2 separate regions of the Mus musculus genome follow, and region 1 is linked to region 2. The links are chromatin loops, found by intact Hi-C in ENCODE. Cell type or tissue: left cerebral cortex. All regions are shown on one strand. Each heading gives the region's core, and the rest is flanking DNA. Links, peaks and the distances in the headings are about the cores only. Region 1 overlaps Skap2 (src family associated phosphoprotein 2). Region 2 holds the start of Evx1 (even-skipped homeobox 1).

Region 1 (9,876 bases), core at 1,376-9,375, 310 kb after region 2:
TACATTTACCTGCTAATCCTAACTTCCTGTGTAGTTCTGCCATCTTTTAAATTAGAGGTTGGACTAGCATAATGTTTGAAATTAGTTTTTTCTAAAATACATGAGGGATTAGAAACAAATATCAAAATAATAACTTTGCAGATTACAAGTTAGCTTTACATTTTATTCTTAGGAGATGTTTTTAGCTCGTGGGTGTGATCTATGGTAAAGGAATAGAGGAAAGTGAGCTAGTCTTCATGGCTTAAAACAACGTTAAACAAGCTTTCAAAGAAAGTTGTTAAGATTTTTTGTGTAATTAACATCCTTAGAGGCTCTCAGTAGTCACTTGTCCCTTGAATCTTCTGGGGAGGCAGGATGACGGCAAGTCCATCACTCAGGTGTTCTTGGGAGAAAGTGCATGGTACAATTTAGAAGTATAAAGTTATAACAAAGTGATTGCATTGACTTGGATTTTAGAGGTATTGCTGTCATAGCTCTATGGTATATAGATATAAAGATAGTGCGTTCTTTTTTAAATTGAAGAAGAGATATGGATCCTGGTAGCTGTAAGCAGTCAAGGCTCTTAAAATGCATGGCACAGTGTGAATTAGTTAGAAACCAACCTTTACAGGAGTTTCAAGTCCTTTGCTTTTACAAGAAAGAAAATAATCTCACTTTATGTTTCCTATGCTCGTCATGTAAATCATCAGATGCCACACAAGTGTTTGCTGAGATAGGTGCTCAAATTTATGGTTTTTTGTAATCATGATTTTTCTTTGTCATTGTTTGGCTTTTTGATTACAGTAGCTTTTCACTACCATTTCAATATTTGTCCTCTTTTCATGCCTTTCCTTTAAAAAAGTAACTGAATGGAAATGCAAAAATAAAGTTACTACTCCCAACTCTTAGTTAGTAATATCCTTGAAAGAATGACAGTATAATAGTTTGAACAGTTATATTTTTTATGGAATCAATGTACTAAAAATTAAATGCCTTTATTTTTTTAAAAAATAAATGTTAAATTATTCCTTTTTAGTACAGTTTATATAAAATTTTGTTGAATCAACCTTTGACACCCCCCACTCTCAAACAATGAAAGAACAGGTTTATCCTGGATAATTCAAACCAAAGGATAGCCCCAAGCCTTGGCCATTTAATCTTACCTTATACCCAAATATTTTGACTAGAACTAATAGCAAGCATGGCCTTGATTTATGTGGGCGCTCCTCTGGCAGGCAGAAGGTGAACAGCCCTGGGAGTGCTGCCTGCTGCCTGCAGCGCTTGCTGGTCTAATCACCCTGGAAGGACGGGGCTGCTAGGAGTTCGCAATCAGATATTTGCACTCATTTTCATCCATTCATATCATATCAACAGATTTTAAGCGGGAAGTGTTACCTTTTTAATAAATTAGAAAATGAAACCACTGTTAGAAGAAAATAACCGTTGGGGCACTGAAAAATTAAAACCAAATTGAACAAGCCATAAGAAAGTGACTATATGGTTTTAGCAAGGTGACCTTGAGATTTGTTCAGATGGCAGTTTTGGTTAGAAATATTGCCTTTTCCCCCTACTGGGGATTTCCAGGACATTTTTTTTTTTTTCCTTTCACCTCCTTCACACAGTGTAATAGATCACACTGTTTGGGGCATTTGATAAAGAATGCAATTCAGTTGAAACCAAGGTAGGGTTTTTCAATGCCAAGTGCACTATGGCTTGTTTCTCACCTTTCCAATTCCTGTTTATAATTTGGTCACCACTTTAGCTTTATTTTCCTTGTAAGAATTATTTATGGTATATCTGGTGTTCATAGCTTCCTCCTGGAGCCCTGGCTGAGTATGCAAAGGGAAGAGTGCCACCTACTGAGTCACCAGTAGCCACCTTCTTCTAAGTACCTGGATTATCACAGAGCCAGGACAAGCCTCCCTATTTTGGCAGCAGCAACTAATGAGGATCAAGTCGATAAGAGAACATTGGGTCTGGAAGTGAGATCAACCTACGGCACCTCTAAGAGCCTTCCTTCTACAAATACGGATATGCATTTGCAAATCAAGGGTCCAGATGTTATAGAGATTTTGTCTGGGTCAAATAGTATCTGTAAATGAAGAAGTAGCATTAGGAAAATTACTTATCTATTTACTTAAGGGTAAAACACCTTCTTTTCTTGTTGGGGGCTATGTTAGCATGGCTTTCCAGTGAAAGTATTTTTCCTTGGATTACTAAGTAAGGCTCTTGAAAGTATGTGCATTTTAAATTGTTAATGTAATCTTAATCAGCATTAGTTTCTTTCAAAACATCTAACTGTACTAAAAAATGAACTTTCCGACTATGTTTATCTCTGCTGATTCTCGCCTTGAAGTGCTTGTAGAGAGAAGGTAAGGACACAAGAGGAGGGAAAGGCTCTGGTGGTTTGAAACACAGTTCAGTTGTTGCCCATAAATTGAATATTAAGTGTCATATATGGGTGATAAAAGTGGCACAGGCTAGGTTTTATATCCTCATTATTTATTTAGTTTGTCCTTTTCAATTAAAGCCAAGTCTATCTTTTTCATCCTACTGAGCTTACGTTTCTCTTCCAATCACACTCTGAACACATTACATTAGGTGCTACCCAGTGGTGGGTGGGAATAGTGTAAATCTCAGACGCTGTGTTACTCACTGTGGTTTCTTTGAAGTGTGTGGTGAAAAGATTTTGATTAGATAAACCTAAAGAGGGTGAAAGATGGCCAGGCTTCTCTTTCAACAGCCCAGCCTTTTATCATAATAAACCATTTAGCTTGTATCGCCAGTTTTGAGAATTTTGTAGCAGACTGGATTATAAAACTCAGATTTGCTTCACCCCTTGCACTCGGTGATCTGTGCTTCTTCATGTCTCTTGTCATGTTTAAAAGTCCACAGTTCAGCAGTAACATGCGAAAGTGCAAGGTAATTCAGGGGAAGGCATTGGCTAGAACAATCAATAAATTTTCAATTAGCCAGTTTCCAACTTTGGGTGTTTTGCTCCATTGATCTGCATGTGCCCGGCTGAATTGATTTTTATATTTTCCTCAGTAGCTGTTTGGTCAGACCATTCATTCCCTGTTTTAACAGAAAGTGTGATTCTGTTCTGATGGCAGCTGAAAGTGTAGGCTTTAAGTTAACACATTAAGTTGGGGTGACTGACAGCTCATTGAACAAAGTAAAATCTGGTTCCCACCATAAAGTAGGGAGACATGTGGGGTTAAATAGTAAAGCCATCTGGGGGACCAGGGTTGGTCTTTACAGTTATTTTATTGATGTGAGACTCAGCAAACGGTGGCTCCCCCCAGCCAGTTCTTGCTTTCTCCTTTAGGCAGATTCAGGTCAGCACAGAGGTGTGTGTGTGTGTTAGGTAGAGAGAAGAGGGAGGTTGCCTTGTTCTCACCTCCAGGCTGCAGGTCTTCTAGGCTGTTCCAGAGTAGGGGTTTGTGAGGACAGGTGCTGAATTCTGACTGCCTCGTGGAGGAGTTTATCATTGGAAGACTTTTGTTCCTGTACCTTTTTACTGTTGGATTACCATGGAAGATGGTTTTAAAAAAAAGTGTGTGTGAGTGTGTGTGTGTGTGAGTGTGTGTGTGTGTGAGTGTGATACTTGTCCTCACTCAGTCTAAAGGAAGGCAGGGTGGCAGTTTTTCTAGGGGTTCACGTGTATAAAGAAAAAGAAAACAGAAAGGAGACTCAGTGGGCAGGGTGTTTAAGTGCTCACTTCTCAGGGGTCAGTTGTCTGCTGAGTGATTCTCTGATGTAGCTGCACAAGGATTGCTGGGCTCTCAGAACACGTCATCTTTTCATTGTGTTTTCAGACCTTAACATTTATGGACAAAGCAGTTGTAAATCTGATCTGTCAGCTGCCTTGCCCCAGACTTTTACAGCTGTTCCCACTGGATGGCTTACTCTTGACAAAGTTAAGGTGTAACAGGAGCAAAAACTTACCACCCCGTTTACTGTGACCGAGATAACTTTTTCCTGTGGCTACCTTGCAGTTGATGCCCATGGGAGTGGAGGTGATGCTTCCGTTAGATGCAGGCTGTGTGACCTGCGGCCTTTGATGGTGCCCCATCGGTCTTTTGCGTTGGTGGCACCCTCTTTTCCAGGCCTTATTGGCATAAGCCCAGTAGCCGCCTCCCACCCCTCAATCCCGCTCTTTCGTGGCTGGCGCCCGTGGGTAAAATAAAACCTCTCTTTCGGAGAAAAAGGGAGTCTCAGTCCCTGGGCTTAGGGGCCAGCCTGCGCAGGCTGACCTTTTCCTGTAGTCAAATTACCAGTTCCCCGGAATTACAGAAAGGAGTCAGGGAAATCTACATATGAACAGGAGGACACGACCTCTAAAGGAAGGTAAAAAAGGGCCATGGCGGCTTGCTAGCTCACCGCGGCAGGCTATTTCACCATTTGCAGGGCTATTTAGAGCACAATAAAAAGCTTCAAATCTCTTTTCCAACCAGCCAGAGGAGCGCTTGATTTACCCAAGAGTTTTATTGCTGCCTTTTGAAATATTACTCTGGCTTTGAGGTACAAAGCCACAGATCCAGCCCCATTTGTCTAGCGTGGCTGTCCCAAACTCAGCTGCTCTGTGCCCAGCTCTCTGTTCCCAGCTACGTGGACAAGAGCCGGAGGTTTAAGGCAGGCTGGATTTGGGCTGGTTTCTGGGGGGCAAGGCTGGGGCACCCCAGGACAGCCTGGTCCGTGATCCCTGTTCCAGGGCTGGCAAAAGCGCCAGGGAGAAAAGTCGGCAAGCTGCGCAGTACCGCTATTGCTGCCAGCGCAGGCTGGCGTACTTCATCCGTTAGATCTGACTCACTGTATATTTTAAGACTTCAAAAGCTTAAATACCAACCAAGTCTATTGGCAACCAACAATCCAGATTATTGCAGCTTTTCCCAGCTAAAATTCTCGTTAAACACCACCCCCAGCAAAGCAGTTTGTTCCCTGTATCCTTCTGGAGAATTATCGAGAAAGCCAATGTTTGGAAAACTCGTCCTAACAGTAAAGCATTTTCTAGGAAAAAGCTTGGGAATAAATATATTAAACGTGTCGCTTTAAAAGTATAGACCTTTTCCATACCTAGGCCTCCCCTTGAGAAATTCGGGTTTTTCCTGCACTTTTTCAAAAAAACGTTTTCTCAAAATAGAGGGATGGGGTCCCATTTTCCAGACACATTGGGTAGGCTTTTAGGAAACAGCAAGTTGAACATGCAGCGTCTTTGTGGTGGTTTTCTGAGTTTTTATAAAACTGAAATGACCTTTTAAAGAAATAACTCGTGGGCAGTAATTTGTTCTGTTATTGCTTACGGAGATAGAAAATAGATCCTGTTTGTTTAAACTGGGATTGCATAATGAAAATGTAAAATAGGCAATTAAATACTCGTGGAAGAGGGAATTAAAGACAAACATTGAATGAAAATAACATTAAGCCGACTGTTCACCAGTCTATGTGTCTGTGAGTCTTGCAAGTATAGGGTGGGTTGGGGAGGGCTCGCTGCAGTAGCCTGCTACTTCTTGTCCACTTTTAAAAAGTTACTGTATGGATGGATACTAGGGAAGCCAATGATCTCTTTCAGCTACAGTCGGCTTGTCCAGAGGTGGCCTGCTCCTACTCCTGTGGGTAGAAGCTGCTGCTTCAAGTTTTACTCTTTTGAACCCACATGAGAATTTGTCCCAGGTCTGCTGACCTCTGCCTCTGCCTCTGCCTCTTTCCTCCATATTTTAGGGGCCACAGAAGGAAAGAGGAGCCAGGACATTTTGCTTTCATTTCGTTTGATACTTACTTTTAACATATACTTGCTGTTAAGAGATTGTTTCATGTTTTAATCTTATTTTTTCCTTGTATTATTGGCTTAGCAAAAAAATATGCGTTTATTGTGAGTCTGTAACAGCTTCATCCATGTTCCTCATTGGAGCAAAATACTTTCTATAATCAGGAATTTAAAATTGATTAGATTCTAGGTTATATAGTAGGTTTTAAATGGTTAAATATGAATACAATTGAGATTATTGCACTTTTTAGTACTTATGTGTAATATTACATTTTGATCTTTTTATCACTGTAAGTTAGGAGACAAAGTCGTTAGGGAAAAAGAAAGTAAGTCACACATCTTTCTGGTGTGGGCTGTGGGTGATTTGTCTAACATTTTAATGTAATTCTCTAAGAGATATTTTAAAGTGAGCCATGAAATTCTGAAAATAAAATATGTGTCAGTAAGCTATCCAATATTTTATGAACAATAATAATGGATGTCTAGGAGTCAAAGCAGCAAAGACTTCGTGGAACTTTATAGGAGAGGAGTCAGCCAACACAATATTTAGGAGTTTACTGAAATTTCAGAAGAGGCTGTGGGAAATGTTATACAAAGCTATATTTGGACTCTGTATTTTTTCATAGTAGAAGAACCCATTTTTCTCACTTCTCTATTCAACTATGGTATTCCAGGTAGCTAAGAGCAGGGTGGGAAGCAAAGGACAACTGGGTGTCTTCTCACTTGAGGGTAGCCAGCATGGGTGGGGCAGGTAGCAAGGAGGAGGATAGTTTTTGAGAATCTTGATTAGGAAAAAAAGGGGATTAATTTTTTCTTCTAAGCATTAGATATTATGTGTTCCTGAAAATAGATGATACTGGGGAAAGCAAAGTGCTATCAGAGGCTTTTAGCTTATCTTTATAAAATGCTGTGACTGGTTCTTAGGGCAACTTAAAAAATAATTATAAAGCGACAGTAGCACGCGCATAAAAGCTTTCCGCTTGCTTTGCAGAAGAGAATTTGTGTTATGGGTCATGGTAGTTTATTAAAACTTGTGTGTTTCTTCCTAGTTTAATGATGTCAAACATCCGAATAGCATGTGCTGTGCTAAGCATGCGTACAATATACAGATTTTATTTAGCTAAGTGGTGAACTGATTTGTCCAACTTAGTTTTTTAACTGTACTTCAACTGCTATGCTTTGGACTGATAAATAACTACCATAGATTGCACAGATATTAACACTTAAGTGTAGAAACAATCACTGACCTATTTGTCTTCACACAGAAAGGTTCTTTTCTATAATTTGTATACTGTTTTTATATTTCATGGTTTAGATGTTGAAACATTTGTGGCAGACACACTGAAAGGAGAAAATTTATCCAAGAAAGCCAAGGAAAAGAGAGAATCTCTCATTAAGAAGATAAAAGATGTAAAGTCTGTGTAAGTCATTTGCCTTTTATTACTACTTGGAAATAACTCTGTAATTAATGTTTATTATGGAGTTAAGTTTTGTGTTCTGGTTTATTAATGTTAAGTACTTTTAAAGGACAGAATATATTTCCACTATAATATTTTCAAATGTAGATAATCCTTTTTGTTGATTATTATATATTTTTTTCTAAGTATGCTAGCAAAATGCTAAGCATTTATTTTGAACATCTGAGGACATATTTGGAAATTTTAATATCTATGTGGAAAATACCCCAGACTTTGAAAAAGAAAATCCTTTAAATGTTTAGTGCATTGATTAAGTAAACAAATAAATTAATAAAGATAATAAAGATATGTTCTATTATTAGGTCTTGATAAAAATTCTTTTTTTACATACTTAATTGTATGTATTATGACTCTGTAAGCCTTTAGGAATTGTCATTTCAGGACAGAAAATGTTTTTTTTTCTAGATGTATGTTTGTAATACAGAGTTTGGATTTGAAATATTGTTACTAATTAGACCTTGCCTTGATTTTTCTTTATTTTTGCAGCTATCTTCAGGAATTTCAAGACAAAGGTAAATTTCAAATCTTAAATAATTTTCTTTGGTGGAGATTTTGAAAAGGGTAGTCTCACCGTTCTGAAATTTTATAGTTGGAATCAAAATTTTAAGTTCCATGGTATGTGTTTAGACCTTCAAGATGAGAGTGCTAGCTCCCCCTGCTGAGAGGAATATTGAGAAACGGATCTAGAATTCTCTGTGTAGAATCCTAGTCTTAGGTCCTGTTTGTTAGCGGTAGGAATCGAAGTACAGGCATGCCCTTACAGCTCCGCCAGGGCTCAGCTGACCCCAGCGAGCTGTCACCTCTTGCCCTCTCACACAACAGGGATTGTCTTACGGGGTGCAGGTGCTTTGGGATTTTGTGGCATTGGAGATGGAACACAGGATTGTCACGTGCTAAGCAAGACACTCCCATGAGCTATAGGTCATGATTTTAAAGGATGGGTAAAAACTGGTACGAATTTTATTTGACAGGATAAATAAATGCCAATCTTTATTTTGGTTCTTTTGTTTGGAATAAATGTGTATTTTAGACGTTGTTAGAGATGGGCATTTGGTTTCATTGTTTTTGAGGTATGCGGTAGTGCTGGCGAGCTGACAGATTTCCTTTAGACTTGAGACACTTGCTCAGCACTGGAGCTTCCAGGTTCTTCACAGTTTGAGTCCTTTGAGAGGACCTGCACACTGTCCTTCTCTCTAAGGTGCTAATTCACTCTCATGGCCTTCAGCTTGTGAAGGTTAGTATGACGATAACAACGTGAGGTCCCCTAATCTGTGGAACTAGTTTCTAAGTCTGGACAAGAAAATAGTGTGGCACCTTCTAACTGGGTCCTAACATTAATCCCCCGTCTGAGCTGTCAGCAGTGAGAGGCCAGCCACAGCTTTTAGGACACCAAGTTCTTAGCCCCACACAGCCTCAGTTTCAAGGCAGTTAACAGTTTCTTTCACAGTCCCTTGTCAGGATCGGTGTGATCCAAGTGAGCTAAGAGAAGCTTTGCCATACTAAAATGCAGACAAGAGCAGGCAAAGTCTCCTCCTTCCTAGTCCTTGCAGTTGTGTGCCTCAGGGAGTCTTAAACTTGGCCTTAATCCTATTGCATTTACCTAGGTGAATGCACAAATGGGCTTATACATTTTGATGATGATTTTTTAAAAATATAATACATTATTTGTGAGGAAATAATAGATACCAGGTCTTACCTCTTCTTAAAAGGCGTATATTGTTGCACTGAGTATTTGCTGAACTCTCATTGTGGCTTAATTATTTGGACATTAAACAATTTTAAGCTAAGAAGGCATGGTAATGGGAAGCCATTGTATAATTGCAAGCTTTCCCTTTGGGATTCTGTTTTAGAACTTGTTCAGGTGTGTGGATATTAAAATTACATTACTGAGATACATTCTTTGTCTCCAAAGAGTATGGAAGTTTATACAGTATTTGATAGAAATTGAAAAATGAGCTTAGAATAAGAGTTCAAATAATGTGGAATTCAGAGATTTCCCCATAATCATTTGCCTCTGAATAAGTCATTTGCAGCTCAATACTGCTGAATTGAGTTAACTAATCACTGAGAGCGCCTGCACAAAGTAAGCCTGTGGATAAATTAGATGTATACCTTGGAGAAATATGAGAAGCTGAGTAATTTTATGCCATCACACCCTCACAATATATTTAGTTTTGTTCTAAAAAGACTATTTTCTAGCCTATTAGGACTAGTAAAGGACACAGATTTAATGGTTGCAAAGTGGTTACCCAGCATGCATCTTTTTTCAAAAGATCTCTACTCTGTGAGCATAGATTCCCCATTGAGTTTTGTCAAGTTGTAACTTTAGAATAATCATCAGTTGTTTATCTAAATGCCTTCATTTTTAGTAAAAAAAGGATTTGAATTTAGACAGAAAACAGTGAGCTTGGTATAGTCCCTGTTATTCATTAGAAACACTGCCTCTTCATAAGGTCCCCGTGACTCTGGAACTCTTGAGCAAGATGGGTAACTAATGCTACTATCATAGTTGCAATATATCCTGACACTGTCGGGTGCTCTCCTGAACCCTAACCCTGTAGGCTCCAGGTCTTTGTGTACTGGAATTATGTTATATGATAAAAAAAATTTTTTTTGAGACAGCATCCCTTTTTGTATTCTAGGCCAGCCTCT
Region 2 (9,876 bases), core at 726-8,725:
GAGCATTATCCCAAACATATGCAATGCAATCAGTTTGGTCACACTTACAAGAACACGCTTTAATAAGGCAATCAATCACATGTTAACAAGCCAGCGACGGCCGGGGCTTTGCGCACACTTGGTCTGCAGAGTCTTGCAGCTCTAGGCAGACCCAAGCTGAGCACTGGACCTTGTTTTCAGACCTGCAGGTTCTGCCAGGACTCAGAAGCTGCAGGGGAAACTAAAATGTGAAACGCTGTTGAACCCAGATCTTGGGCTCAGAGTCCCAAAGCCCAGTGTGTGTTATGTGTTAGGGGAGGAAGAATCAAGAACCTGAAACTCATAGGTGCATCCTAGTCACCGTTTGCTGTGCACAGCTCAGAGCTTCAGGCAAAATGGGACCTTGCCAGAGTTCAGTTAAGACAAGAGACTCAGAAGTTTAAAAAGAAACAAAACCAAAAACAATCCCACGTTAGGCCTCTTGCCTGGTCTGCCTTATCTGTTCTACAGTCCGAACTTGAAGCTAGAGACGGACAGTACCTTCATAGTCAAGTCTGCTCTCCCAACCAACGTGAGGCATGTCAAGCCAGATGGCATGGCCTGGTGCAGGCACGCTAAGCTGGGGGGGGGGGGGGGGCTCATAGAGTGAGAAGTGGTGCCTACTGCCAAACCGCAAACCTTGGCAAAAGGGAAATTTCATTATGAAGTAATGAGTAATTCCTCCTGGCAAGATGTATTGTTATATCTTCCACTTCAATTTGGAGGAAGAGAGGCTCAATTACCCAGAAAATACAGTCAATTAAAGGCTGCTGATTGGACACGAGGCCGGATCATCGATCTTGTACTTTCCAATATCGCTGCAGACACCTCATTTTCCCTCCCTATTAACTGAAAATACGCCTGGCATTAAGGCAACCCGCAGCCCATTTACCTGTCGCAAGCAATCTCTGCCCGATGTGGAGCAACTGCAAAATTTGCTGGGATTTGGCACTGGGGAGCCCCTGGCTTCAGAGGGAACTTCGAGGGCCTGGGGGCAGGAAAGAGTGGGAGCACAGTTGCTGGGTAGAAGGTTCCACGCGGGGCCACAGTATACAAGAAGGCAGAGGGCATTTGTGGAGTTCCCACTGCCCAGCAGAGAACCCTCCCTGCTAGGCAACCCAAACCTTCCTAGCTTCCCAGAAGGCTACTGGGCTGGGATTTCAGAACGAGGCACTCTTGAGTAGGTCGGGGAAGTGCTATGTAGTGCCAGAATTCCATCCTCCAGGTAGGACCATCCCAACCCTCATCCAGCCACTTCTTTCTATGCATGGATGGAGGCCTGACTCCACCAGCAAACACTGCTCTCTGGAATGGTCCAGCACCTGTCATTACTACTTATCTCATCAGGCTCATCATGGAGGAAGGACTAAAGGAGATGGCAGCCCTGAAGTCCCCTATTGGAGCAACTGAAGGATTCATCCATTAGAGGGATGAGCCCTAGGCAAACTGAACACTTTAGGGGGCCAATCTACCTATGGCAAGTCCTAGATACTCCCAGAACTAACCAAGCCTACACCCCAGTCATCTGGAAGACAGACTTCTACTTTCCTGCAGTGTTTGTTTGGATCCTGCCAATGCCCAACAGGGACTTAGGAGACCCCTCCCTCTGTGAGTCCATCTCCTTTATTCTGTCCCTATACATGCCCACGGTAGCTAAATTAGCAATTCAAAAATAGCAACAAAACAAAACAAAACTTATGCTTAAATGCTAAAGTAAGAATCATGTTCAGCTTTTATTGCAATATGGTTAACAAATCATAACAGCAAATTCTTTGGGCTGCAAAGGAAAACCCCAAACCAAACCAAATTCATTCCCTGCAGGAAGGACCACTTCCTCCCAGTGGAGGGAAGCCTGCATTGGATGATTGAAGTTGTCCTTTTCCTCAAACACTGGCTATAAGGATGAGTACAGGAGTTCCTAAGTGGCTCCCCAATAAACCCCAGTGAAGGGGAGAGACAGGGTCCTCCAGAGGCGCTGAAGGTTTGTACTGGCAGCTGAAAGCCAAGGCCCTGTGGCAATTTGGGGAGACAATGAGAGAAGAATGTAAGAAGTCTCCGTTCCCTAAGCTCTTCCCAGGGCGCCTTGTTAGACCGGCTCAGCAGCTCCGGGCTTGGTGGCCCAGCAGAGTGGTGATCATTATTATACATACATTCAACATTCAAAAACCCCTCCTCACCCATCACTTGCTAATCAGGCTGTGTGCTGGGTTAAGGGAGAAGAGGTTCGCCCCACAGAAGCTGCCTAGGGACCCTGGAGCCCCTGCCCCTTCCCTGCCAATGTCAAACCGGAAGGGAGAAGGCTGGAGCTGCACAGGTCGGGTCGTGAGATGTCACAAAGCCAGAAATAGGGAAAGAAGTCAGTGGCTGGTAGAGGGTACCACTCCCCAGATGCTGTGTAGTTGAGGCCCTGGGAAGGTGAGCCGGCTCCCAGGTTCCTCGCCAAGTGGCAAGCATCTCCCTAGCAGTAAATCATCTCTCCCCTAAATGGCTGGGATGTTGCCATCAACAAGCCCCCTGCCATGCGTTGGAAAAGCTGGTGAAGATTAATTTCTACCTGCTCTGCATACACAGCATTTTGTTCCAAGAAACAGCGAGTTCCCTTCGCAGCTCTTGCCCTTGACAGGAGAGTGGGGGCCCAGTTGAAGGGTACGAGGGGCTTGGGAGTGGGTTGTTCCCGGGTAGCTGTTGAACCAAGGCCTCGACCTCTGATAGAGTGGTGGTTTCGGTGGAGAATGGCAAGGCCTGGCCACCCCAGGGGACGCTTTCCCACCCCATTCCTGCTCCTAAGCAGCCAATGTCGCTTCTGGGGCTCCTGGATCCTCTAGGCGGAGTCCTTTATGGTGTCCCCCCCCCCACCTCCACCTCCTTTCCCCTGTGCATCTGAGAAGAGAGGTGACAGGTGGGATGCTGGAGGAGCCCCGAAGGCTCCCCCGACCTCCACCCCACGACGTCCATCCTGCAGTCGGCAGCCCCGAGGGCGCCCCCTTATCTGGTGAGGGGCACCTCCTCTCTCTGGTCCAACGCCGCCACGGAGGAGGCCTTGCTGAGCACAGAGGGGGCGAACGTGAGGAAGGAGTCCGAGCGGGAGGTGGAGGCACAAGTGAAGTCTGAGGCGGCGGCAGCGGCGGCGGCCCTGGGCGCCAGCCCGTTGGCCGGGCCGCTGTGGCAGGCGAGGCAGGAGCAGGGCCCGGCGGCAGCGGCGGCGGCGGCCGAGGCGCCGAGTCCGTGCGCCGGGCCGGGATAGAGCGGCGGGTGGCGGAAGGCGCACAGCAGTTCGGGCCGTGGGTAGGGCTGCGAGAGCACGCGGAAGGTGTCGAGCGGGCGCAGGGGGCCGCTGAAGGGCGAGGCGGCGGCCGAGGCGGCGGACGCGGCGCCCAGGCCCACGGGCGAGTAGTAGGGCAGGGGCAGGTGCGACGGGAAGGGGTAGGGCAGGCCGCCCGCGGCCGCCGCGTGGCTCATCATGTAGGTGTAGAAGGCAGGGTCGGCCGGGTGCGGCCACGTCATGGCCAGCCGCTGACGCTTGTCCTTCATGCGCCGGTTCTGAAACCACACCTGAGGAGAGGAAGAGGAGCGCCTTGGAGGGCTGCGCCAGGCCCAGGCCCATGGCTGGGGGTGGGTGGGGTGCGAGGGCCATGCTCGCAGTGAGGGGGGCTGGGGAGTGGGGGGAGAGTCAAAAGCAACTCCAGCTGACAAGGGCAGGCCACCAACCCAGATGGAAACCCTCGGGAGCAGGACTGGGCAGCCGCTCAGCCTGCCCACCGGGCTTAGCATCACAAGCTGGAGTGAGGGTACTAAGAGGAAGGCCTGCCTCAATGGATCTGGGGAGGCAAAAGACATTTTCCCATAGATTTAGGGCTCCCTGTTCTTTGGGGACACTGTCACTTGCAGTCACCTGTCTCCGTAGTCTGTTTGCCTAGGAAAAGGACGGGAATCTTGGCAGCAGTGGCTGACTATGGACTGTCAGAGGGAAATTCTGAGTGTACCAGATTGGAGAGTCCAGGCCCAGACGATTCAGCTGCAGTAGACCGTTGACATCTCCTTCCTACTAACCTAGGTACATAGCCACCTCGAGGATCCTAGCCCAGCCTACCTTGATGGTAGTTTCAGGAAGGTTTAAGGCTGCTGCCAGTTCGCATCTCCGCGGTCTTGAAACGTAGTTCTCCCTGTAGAACTCTTTCTCCAGCCTTGCAATCTGCTCCCGGGTAAAGGCCGTGCGGTATCGGCGCATCTGGTCACTGGCGCTGCAGGCCAGGGTGCCTTGAGAGCCGCTGCCGCCGCTGCCACCGTTACTCTTGGGGGCCTCGCTGCCACTGGTAGGACTGCTACCCAGAGCATCGGAGCCTGGCGCTGCACAGGAGCCCAGAGCACACAGGTGCACATACAGAGACACAACACAAATACACAAACAAATGCTGACTTCAGGCTGGAGGAGGGGCATTAGAAGGAGAACCCCTTAGCTTCCTCAGTCACTGATTCTGCTGGGGCTCTGGAAGCTTCACCGGAGAGGTCTTGACACAGAAAAGGTTTGGGGCAGGCTTAAAGTGGCTGTTTGGAAGACCTGGACCTAAGGCATACTGGGTCTAAAGGCTTCCCTTCCGCTTGCCCCTGGGTGCAGCAAAGGGCATATCCCCTGAACTCTCTGCTTGTGTTGGTAGGGATGGGTAAGGATGTGCCGGAACACTGAATTCTTGAGGTTAATGTATTGTAGCTTGTTGGACATACAGTGAGCTTCCTCGATCTTGTGTGTGTGTGCACCAGTATGCCAGTACCAGGTGTGGGGATGTGTGTTGGGTTGCACCTATTGCAGGAGTGGTATATTTTGAGTATGGGTTGTGAGGACATGGTATGGTAGAGAAGCTGGGTTAGATAGATGATAAGATGATAGGAGATGGAGGTGGATACTTAACAAGGTGGTGTTGGCTGCCTAGGCCTAGAGGTAGAGGCAAGCCTTTCCCACCCATTCCCATGGTTTTGTGGAGGTGTGTCTGCTGATGGGCTTCCAGTCTTTCATTCCTAGGAGTGGATATTGTTGGTATAGAGAGACTCCCTTCTGAGCTATCCACCCCCACTCCCATTAGCCCCTGGTGAGAAGGAGCAGTGTAATTAAAGTACCAACCCCTTAGACCCACCCCAGAGGAGGGTGGGGCTCCAGCCCCCCTGCAGCTGCTTTTCCTTTGGGTGGAGAAGTGAGACTGAGGGAAAGAGGGAGGGGGAGGGCCCAATCCCCGCCTTTTCAAATGCAACCGGAGACCAAAGGCAATTAGACCATTGGGACCATTTCCGACCTGGCGCCGCCAGCCCGGGAAGTGACAAGGTAATTTGGACCTCTGACCGACGTGCAAACTGGTCGGAGGGCTGCAGCCCTCCGGAGACCAGAGTCCGCCACGATTTTACGGTCCTTTATATTCTCCGGGCTTCCGCGCCTCCTTGTGCCTTGCTCCCCTCCAGTCAAACTGCCCGGACAACCGTTTGATCTTGCCCTACCCGACGGATGTGTCTTTCCGTCTTAGCTGAATCATTCCCACAAAACTCGGGGGTTGGGAGGTTGGGGTGCGTTTTGGACCCCTCAAGTCAAGACTTGTGCCAACGCTGACATTCGTCCAGGCACAACTGTCACTCTAATGGGATAACACGAGAGCCCTCACACACACTAAGGTGCAGAGAGCAAAAGAGTTGTTCAGGTGCCCCCGCCCCACTCACCCAACCCCCAGCCATCCTGCCCCAAGGGAAAGGAGCATCTTGCACCTGGCCTGAGATGAAGGGAACTGTGGGTGGAGTGGGCGGACCGGGGAGCGGAGGGGCAAGGTGGCTACCTTTGCTGTGCTGGTACTCGGCGTTCCCGGTGGCGCAGTCTGGGGTGCAGCTCACCTCGATTTCTTCATAGAAATCCGATTCGGTGTCTGAGCTACTAGGTTGCCCTTGGCCAGAGAGGCTGTCCGCGGAGGGGACTGGGGGTCCCGGGCCAAGCATGGCCGCTCCAGCAGACCGTGGCTCGGCGCCCAGCCCTGCAGCACTGCCTGCTAGTCCATCGACCGGCTCCTCCTCCTGGCCTCCCCCGCCACGCTCCCGGGAAGTCGGAGGGCCGGCTCGCGGGCTCAGGCAACCGTGGGGCACCATCTTCTCTGGCGGTTCAGGCAGCGGGCTGCTCACGGCTTCGGACAAATTAGAGACCCTCTTACCAACCAGAGTGCCAAGCTGACCCCCATCCAGAAACATAACCATGTCCTTTCGGCTCTCCATCCCCGGACTCTCCAGAGGGGGGGAGGGGGAAAACCCCCAAGTAAGCTCCTAATCCCAGGCTCCCTGGGATCTTGGCTGAGAAGAGGAGCTAAGGCGACAAGGCAGGCGCCGGGTAGCCCCAGCGCCGTGTCGACGGCGACCGCGGAGATGGCAGTGGGGAGCTAGGGTCACCTTGTGATGCGAGCGCTCCTCTGTGCCGCACCGCCTCTGGGAGGAAGCCCCATTGCCCTCTTCTTTCTAAGCTGTCATCCTCCTGCTGCAATCGTCATTACAGTACCGCTGGTGACGCCACTCGGCGAACGCAAGTGGATAAATAGAAACGTCTGCCACAGTGAAGATGAAAGGAGACCCGCAGCTAATGGCTCGGCAGTGATGCGCCAGGTGTGGGCCTCGCTCGAATGGGGAGGAGAGTGTGAAAACAGAGAGACACACACACTGGGAAAGGGAGACACCCAGACACAGAGGATGCAAATGGAATTCCGCACACAGAAAAGGGAGCGCTTAAGGCGCGCAGCGAGTTCCACAGGGGCAACAGGACTTGGTAATTGAAAAATGCTTTTGAAATTTTATTTTATTGTTGTTTTGACTTCTGTTTTCTTAACCTGGTGTCTAGATCTAATACTAATGAAAGAATCCATAGCTACTCTTTGGAAGCTGTTTACAAACCCAGGTTTTCTGAGTATTAATACAACCGCTTGTCTTTTTTTTTTTTTTTTTTTTTTTAACCAGCTACTGAAAAGGTACCCTCCACCTCAGTTGTCTGGGGAGCTTGAGCCTAAAGTACCCGTTCCTCCCTCATCTCCCCAACCCCATCTGTCTCCCTCCTAAGAACCAAACTTTATTTTCATCCCCTAACAGCCAAAAGATATCGTTTTCCCCTTTGAGAACCGGCCTTGTGTGCTAACACAGTGTTCCTCGATTTTAGAAGAAGAAGAAAAATCTCTCCCCACCCAGATCACCTGGCTAAAATTCGAAGTGTTCAATGAGTTGTTGTTGTTAATTATCTCTATCTAGATGGCCTGATTTGAATTTGGATTGGCTCTTCATAGAAGAAAACATCTTTTGGTTTGGCTTATCTCCGGGCTATTTCAGGTATGTCGGTTAGGGAAAGGGTCTAAGATTGGCCTTTCTTTTTCTGTCTGTATTTTAGGTATTTCTACAGAGTCAACGAATTCTGCCACAAACGGCGTGTTCTAATGAAAAGGAGCTGGCAATCCGGCCCCCTGCTCTGGTAGTACGGAAGGAGCCCAGGTAGAAGGTGCTGGCCTTCTCTGATGGTTTTAGGGCAGCTGTGGGTAGATTGTGTGGCAAAGAGTATCAGCAGGGTTTGAGCTTGCAGGGTCCTCTCCTGGGCTCTACCCAAAAGAGATTTTCTGTGTCCAAAGCTAGAGGTAGGAGAGAAAGTTGTTGAAATGTCATGGGGAAAACAAAAAACAAAAACAAAAAACAAAAACAGGCAGTAGGCGGGGTGAAGGGACTAGGCTAATCCTCTGAGGAGGTGAAGGTCTGGACCTGTGGAATTCTGGGACTTGGTGTTTGGGAGAAGGAGTAGAAGAATCTCCTGCGGAGCCTGGCAGGTGGGCCAGATTGAGGGGCAGAGGTGAGCACCCTCCGAGTTTAGCTCCTCCATCCCCCTCTCTGGCTCCCCCTGCAATATTTTCCACTAGTGAGCAGCCTGCCCTCTTAGCTGAAGAAGCGGGGGGTGGGGATAAAAACTCCTGTGTCCCAAGGCAAAGCCCCAGCTTCTAAGAAAGTTCCTGTGATTCCCTCATTGTCCTCTGTCTCCTACCCTTTTCTCAGTTTCTCTCTACCCTTCCCTCAATCTGGCTGATTTAGGATTATGGAAATAATGGAGGAAGCCAGAGGTTTAGGAAAACGACTCTGGCTTTCCATTTCTCTCCTGATGCAGCAAATGTTTGTTAATCTTGCCTGGGGAACAAGGGCAGATGACAAGAAGGGTGGTATCCAAGCAAATGTGTCCACTCCCTATTAACCCCCAAAGCCAGCAGTTGCTGAACACTGCCAGCCCAGAAATCTAGAGAAAGATTTCAGAGGCCAAGGCAGAGATGGGGTCAAGGGGATAGTGAGTTCTCGGATCTTCTCCTGCCCTGAGGAGATATCCACCAATTCTGGCTTGTCCTGGCTTTCTCACTCCAGCCAGAGTCTGCTTGGTCTCTCTGTTCTCTAGACTCCTGAATCTGTCTCAGGGCTGCTGCTGCTGCTGCATCTTCTGGGGCTGGGCCTGTGAGACACCCACTCTCCCAGCCCCCCCCCCCCCCCCCCATGAACTAGCCACTACTTCACTGCCCTCCCTCTCAGAGGGAGGCTGGTCTGACTTCCCTGCCCCGCCCCCAGCTTTGCATTCAATGGGAATGTTCAACGTTTGATCCCCTTTTACTCAGCATTTTCCCTAGAGATGAAAGCAGAACAGAATTGTGAGATCAAGGGGTGCCATTTAGTCTCCTTCCTGGGTCAGTCGGATGGAGCCAGGCTTTCCTTACATCTCCAGGAGGGGCCTCAGACTCTCTGAAGGCTGCAGCCTCCTGTCTGCTCCAGATCTGAGCTTCATGAAAATCCCTTCTCAGCCCACCCCCAGTCCCAAATTCCTCCCCAGACCCCAGCATAGCTTTTTAAAGCAGCCTCCATCTACTTAGCATCCTAGTTTTGAGGTCCCTACTTGAACCTCTCCCTACCTATGCCGATGCTTAAAGAGAAAAAAAAAAAAAAAAGAAAAGAAAGAAATCCAACTAAATGTCACTTCTAATATCAGCAATTGGCCGACTTCAAATGAAGGGAGTAGAATTTTTCACTGCAGATGAAAAGAGAGTGCTGGAGAAAGACACGGTTTGGGGGTTTTTGTTCTGTTTTGTCTTGGGTTGTTACTGTTTTTGTTTTTCTTCCTGCTTGGGAAGTGTGTTTTAATCTTCACTATCGTTGTATTATGAAGGTTATTTACTGAGCAGCGGAAGAAGGAAGGAAATTTCTAATAGCGCGTGAAGCAAGGTAACCCTTCGAAAGCAAAGAGAGGTGACAGCCACCTTAGTGGAGTCCGCCCCGGTGCATCTCTCCGCTGCAGCCCCGCCGACTTGCAGTCCTTCTCCTGCTGGGGCGATCGGCTCAGATGCGGCCAGTTCTTCGAGGATTGGAATTCTCTGAACTTCAAACGCTGTGGGTTTGGCTTCCGCCCGGCTAGGAGGGATAGAGGGTGGCTGAGAATCCTAGGGAGCCAAGGGGAGATAAGTCGCGCCAGTCGTTTTAAATGGAATCTAAACCTTTGCTTGGGCCACCGAATGTGGATCCCCACGGAAACAGCTTCGCTTCGCAAGAAAATCCGGCTTGGGAGAGAGGCGGCTGCGGTTGTGGGAGCTGTCTAAGTGACCCGAGGCCCGTGGGGCGTGGTCGGCAGTGGTCCTGAGCGGTCCAGAGCACCTTTGCACATGGCTGGCTGAAAGGCAAGGGTGAAAGTCCAGGGACCTGCTTTCTCCCGGGGAGAAGGGGTGAATGCGTCGTCTAGGGAAAGAAAAAGAAATGAACTTTTCTTTCGTCAAATGTAAGAACAAAGAGAGCATCCTTCTAAATAGTAAGAGTCTCCCAGCTGTCGTAGATACTGTCCCCTGG

What was found. Peaks named below come from ENCODE experiments on the same cell type or tissue, not always from the same donor. Only the 100,000 strongest peaks of a DNase experiment are listed, where the experiment ranks them.
Region 1: it touches region 2 in a loop (9-fold over the local background); 5 of 42 quality-filtered maps call a loop at or near these places.

What each region holds. Positions count from the first base shown.
Region 1 is chr6:52,000,941-52,010,816 of GRCm38, reverse strand. It overlaps Skap2 (src family associated phosphoprotein 2), which reads left to right. Exons shown (of 13, transcript NM_018773.2): 2 at 7,062-7,167; 3 at 7,711-7,736. Among named protein-coding and RNA genes, the nearest start is that of Skap2, 6.7 kb to the left of the region's middle. In left cerebral cortex, for the core only: CTCF peaks have their summits at 1,547 (motif pointing left), 1,830 (motif pointing left) and 7,882 (motif pointing left); DNase peaks (open chromatin) are centred at 4,769 and 7,893.
Region 2 is chr6:52,310,227-52,320,102 of GRCm38, reverse strand. Evx1 (even-skipped homeobox 1) reads right to left here and starts at 6,605. Exons shown (of 3, transcript NM_007966.4): 1 at 5,832-6,605; 2 at 4,109-4,365; 3 at 1,725-3,570. The coding sequence starts at 6,258. The coding sequence ends at 3,004. It overlaps Evx1os (even skipped homeotic gene 1, opposite strand), which reads left to right and starts at 5,271. Exons shown (of 4, transcript NR_038163.1): 1 at 5,271-5,332; 2 at 6,533-6,799; 3 at 7,273-7,350; 4 at 9,206-9,876. In left cerebral cortex, for the core only: no CTCF peak of the experiment used is centred there; a DNase peak (open chromatin) is centred at 7,380.